Linked DNA regions of Homo sapiens: region 2 is linked to region 1. The links are chromatin loops, found by intact Hi-C in ENCODE. Cell type or tissue: GM12878. All regions are shown on one strand.

Region 1 (2,500 bases):
TCTAGTATTGATGAAATCCCTCAACTTTTGTTTGTCTGGGAAAGTCTTTATTTCTCCTTCATGTTTGAAGGATATTTTCACAGGGTATGCTACTTTAGGATAAAAGGTTTTTTTTTTTTCCTTCTGCATGTTACTTATTTCTTTTCTCTTGCTGCTTTCTTTATCATTGACCTTTGGGAGCTTGATTATTAAATGTCTTGAGGTAGTCTCATTTGGATTATATCTGCTTGGTGTTCTATCACCTTCTTGTACTTAAATATTGATATCTTTCCCTAGGTTTGGGAAGTTCTGTTATTTTCTCTTTAAATATACTTTCCACCCTGGTATCTCTCTCTCTCTTTCTCTCTCTCTCTTTCCTCTTTAAGGCCAATAACTTTTAGGTTTGCCCTTTTGAGACTATTTTCTAGATCTTGCATTTATGCTTCATTCTTTTTTATTCTTTTTTTTCTTTTGTCTTCTCTGGTTGTGTATTTTCAAATAGCCTGTCTTCAAGCTCACTAATTCTTCTGCTTGATCAAGTCTACTGTTAAGAGGCTCTGATGTGTTCTTTAGTATGTCAATTGTATTTTTCAGCTCCAGAATTTCTGCTTGATTCTTTTTTTAAAATTATTTCAATCTCTTCATTAATTTCATCTGATAGGATTCTGAATTCTCTCTCTGTGTTATCTCAAATTTTGTTGAGACTCCTCAAAACAGCTATTTTGAGTTCTCTGTCTGAAAGGTCACATATCTCTGTGTCTTTGGTACTGGTCACAGGTGCTTATTTCATTCATTTGGTGAAGCCATTTTCTGGGTAGTCTTGATGCTTGTAGATGTTTGTGGGTGTCTGGATGTTGAAGAGTTAGGTATTTATTATAGTCTTCTCAGTCTGAGCTTGTTTGTGCCCATCCTTCTTGGGAAGGCTTTCCGAGTCCCTTTTCAAAGAGATTTGGGCACTGTGATCTAAGTCTTTGGTCACTGCAGTTGCATGTGCATTAGGGGGCACCCTAAGCCCAGTGATGCTGTGGCTCTTGCAGGCTTGTAGAGGTACTTCCTTGATGTCTTGAGTGAGACCTGAGAGAATTATCTGGATTATCCAGCAGAGACCCTTGTTCTCTTCCCTGACTTTCTCCCAAACAGAGTCTCTCTCTCTCTCTCTCTCTCTCTGTCTCCTCCCATCACTCTCTCCCCACTTGAAGCTAGGGGAGGAGTGACAGAAGCACTCCTGTGGCTACCACAACTGGGATTGTGCTGGGTCAGACCCAAAGCCAGCACTGGGGTCTCACTCAAGGCCCGCAGTTACCACTGCTTGGCTATCACCTATGTTCATCAAGGCCTAAGGGCTCTGTAACCAGCAGGTGGTAAATCTAGCCAAGCTCATGTCCTTCCTTTCAATGCAGTGAGTTATCCTTGGCCCATGGTGGGTGTGGGTCCAGAGATGTCATCCAGGAGCCAGGACCTGGAGTCAAGAACCTTAGGGATCTACTTGGTGCTTTATTCTACTACTGCTGGGCTGGCACCCAAGCTTTAAGACAAAGTCCTTCTCACTCTTCCCTCCTCTTTTCTCAAGCAGATGAGTCTCTCCCCATGGTCACCACTGCCCCAGGCCCACAACAAACAGTACCTGGCTACCACCATGTTCACTCAAGGCCCAAGGACTCTTCAGTCAGCTTGTGGTGCATGTTACCAGGCCTGGGATTCTCTTTTCAGGGAAATAGGCTCCTCTGTGGCCCAGGAAGGATCGAGAAATGCTGTCCAGGAGCCAAGGCCTGGAATCAGGAACCCCAGGAGCCCACTTGGTGCTCTACACCGCTGAGTAGAGCTGGTGGTACCCAAGCTTCAAAACCAAGTCCCCTTACTCTTCTTACCTCTTCTTTCCTTAAGCAAAAGGAGTCTCTTTTTGTAAGGCCCACAGCTGGGAATGTGCTGGGTCACACATGAAGCCAGCATGGCTCTGAGTCTCACCCAAGGCCCAAGGTGAATACTGCTTGGTTGCTACTGCTGATTATTCAGGACCCAAGGGCTCCTTAATCAGTAGGTGATAAATTCTGCCAGGACTGAGTCCTTCCCTTCAAGACAGCGGGTTTCCTTCTAGCCCAGAGTGTGTCTAGAAATGTCATCTGTGAGCTAGGGCCTAGAAAAGAGGCCTCAGGACTCTGCCTGGTGCCCCATTCTACTATGGCTGAGTGGATATCCAAGTTCCAAGACAAAGTCCTCTTTACTCTTCCCTCTCTTCTCCTCAAGCAGAAGGAAGAAGTTTCTCCCTGTGCTGCCTGGGGTTGGAGGAGAGGTGACCTTCCCCTGGCCACCCCATCTGGTCATGTGTGCCCCAAGTCCACTGGCTCTGAGCCAAGCACCGCACTGAGATTTGCCCAGGAATTGCAGTGCTTGTGGCTTAGACTGCCTTTCAAGTTTATTTTGAACCCCACAGCAGTTTAGCCAACAGTGGTGCTGGTGAAGCTTGTTGGAACTCAGGTTCCAACAGCCAGGATAAGTGATTCTCCTCTGGCTAGGGCTGGCC
Region 2 (2,500 bases), 170 kb after region 1:
TGGCTTTGTCAGGCAGATCCCATACCATAACCACAGACAGATGTCATCTGTGAGAAGGTCATATTATTTTCCTTGTTTTTGACCTAGAAGAACTTTCTTACCAGTCTCCTCATGCTCTCTTCTACCTTCCTAGCCCTTTTATGAGACAAATAAAGACACTCTTTCAATCAACCTTCTCCACTGGCATTACTACTTTCTGTAAATGATTTCTTAATAATTCACTGACTCTCTTGGGCTCACTTCAGTTTCCAGGTAATTGGCCAGTAATTCAACATGCATGTTGGAGAAGGTGCTGAAAAAATGATTTGGAGAAGAAAACTTTCATTAGCGCTAAGTCGTCAATGGCTTTTGTAAGTGGCGATAAAGCATCAAGAATACTCAGGCAGAACAGATTATCCTGGCACTGTTAGAAATAGGAATGGGCCACTGGAGGATTCTGTGGAATATCCTCTTCTGGAGTTTGTTTTTTTCTTTAGCTGTTCTTATTAGCTATGAATTTAGTATGGCTTGCCCTATGGGGAAGAGGGAAATATTTCATGAGCCTTCTAAGTCAAGGTAAATCAATCATGAACGATTTAATTGATTTTGAGTACCTGTTGGAATTTGGAAACCTTTTCAAGTGTGCTGTCCTATTTGATCTCCCCAACAATACTGTGAAATAAAAAAAGGCAGACATTATGGATTCACTTTATTTTGTAGATTAAGAAAGCATGACGTATAAGAATTATGTATGTTTCATAAGGTCGCACAGCTAGGATGTAGCAGAAAGCTCCTTATATCAAACCATGTTGCCTTTTCCACCTCCATCCAGGAGTTCATCAGCAGGGCCTCTGGGAATGAAAATGTTTAACCAGTATGTAACCAAACAGAAGTAATAGGGTAGGGGTATAATCACCAAGCAACTTTTTATTGTCTGCCCCTCTTCCTTTAAAGGTTAATGAATGGGGAACTTGCTTCCACTAACATAGATAGAAACTCAAAAGTCCCATAATTCCTCTAACTTCTCAGGTAAACAGAAGTCTAACTGTCCTTTCAAGTTGCAAACATAGTCTCAAATTCATAATTAAGAGTACCCAATTATAGACAATTATCAAAACTTCAAACCTGATTTGAAATGAAAACTTCTTCTTCCCCCTTCCCCTGTAAGAATTTCCGCAGGTAGGAAGTAAGGAAGGGATAGGCAGATGGGGAGGAGGAGTCCCTTTTCCTTGTACCACCCCTTTTCCATTTTGTGAATCTGGTTCAAATCTTTTCTTCCAAGGTCAAATGGTGTTGAAAAGAGGCGAATTGAGGGGGGACAAGAAAACTCTCACCTAATTAGTACCATCATACGCTCTTATAACACTGACTCTCAGAAGCTATTTTGTGGATTCTTAGAAAGAACCGCATCACTGAGAACTTCTCATCTGAGAGTCCCTTGATATGAGTCACACATACTCCCCCGGTCATCCATCTAAAGCAAACCAGCCTGTCTCATGCCTGTTAGATTTCTCAAACAGGAGGCAAACACTGGTCTACTCTGTGTCTTAATTTCATATCAGGTTCAGTGAGTGCTCCTAATAAGTCCCTTGCACTAGGCTTGAAATGAGATGCAGGTACTTTAACCTTCTCCCTTGGGTAGATTTAGAATCTCAGCACTGCTCTCTCCAAAAAAAATCCTCTTTAAGATCTTTTCTTCATCCTACTTTTTTAGACCCTCCATGTAAGCAAGACTTGTAAGACTCCTGTAATTGGTTTTAAAACAATTTTTGAAAATTTACATTTTGATCTGGAGCCTTTCCAGGAAATGTATCTATTAATTCTATGTGCCTTAGTCAAAATTTTCAAATGTTACATCAAGTAAGTAAAAAATGTAATCTCTGCTCTTTAAGTGTCTTCTCTAACTGGGAAGGCAACCAACATATGAAACTACATGAAAATAGAAACAACACTGACCACAAGTTTTGCCCATGCTTAGTGGAGAATTGCCATGGACTGGAAAAACACATTCTACAAGCCTTATGTTAAAACAAACAAAAAACTAGAACAAAGGAGGCATTCCTAAAGAAAAATTGCCATAAAGAAAAAAGTATATAATAAAAATGATCATGATATTTTAACTCTCTCTCTAAATTGTCTCTTCTGTTTCTATCACTATTGTCTTAGTCTGAGCCAGTATTGTCACTCACCTTAATTAATGCAATATCCTCTTTCCTGGTGTGCCTAAATTTCATAATCCCCTTCTCCACCACTCCCTCCCAGCTCATTCTCATTATCTAGACAATATTTCTCTCTCAATTCATCTTTTGTTGTTTCCCCATCCAGCCATCTCAGAAATTCCTCACAATCTCCATGTTATTTTACTTTTTTTTTTGTACATACTATTCTCTCCATCTGACTCTCCTATTCCCATCTCATTTTCACCTAGTATGATTGATAATTGATCTGCGTTCTGTCTTTGTTCTCATCTCCTCCCAGTGTACTCTCCTTTGTACAGCAAAGTCTAGAAAACTACAAATTT

Evidence for each region. Peaks named below come from ENCODE experiments on the same cell type or tissue, not always from the same donor. Only the 100,000 strongest peaks of a DNase experiment are listed, where the experiment ranks them.
Region 2: it touches region 1 in a loop (2.3-fold over the local background); 3 of 110 quality-filtered maps call a loop at or near these places.

Annotation. Positions count from the first base shown.
Region 1 is chr15:38,002,102-38,004,601 of GRCh38, forward strand. It overlaps a transcript of TMCO5A not described here. Among named protein-coding and RNA genes, the nearest start is that of LINC02345, 37 kb to the right of the region's middle. In GM12878, a CTCF peak has its summit at 988 (motif pointing right); a DNase peak (open chromatin) is centred at 1,030.
Region 2 is chr15:38,174,960-38,177,459 of GRCh38, forward strand. No RefSeq gene overlaps it. Among named protein-coding and RNA genes, the nearest start is that of SPRED1, 77 kb to the right of the region's middle. In GM12878, no CTCF peak of the experiment used is centred here; a DNase peak (open chromatin) is centred at 1,442.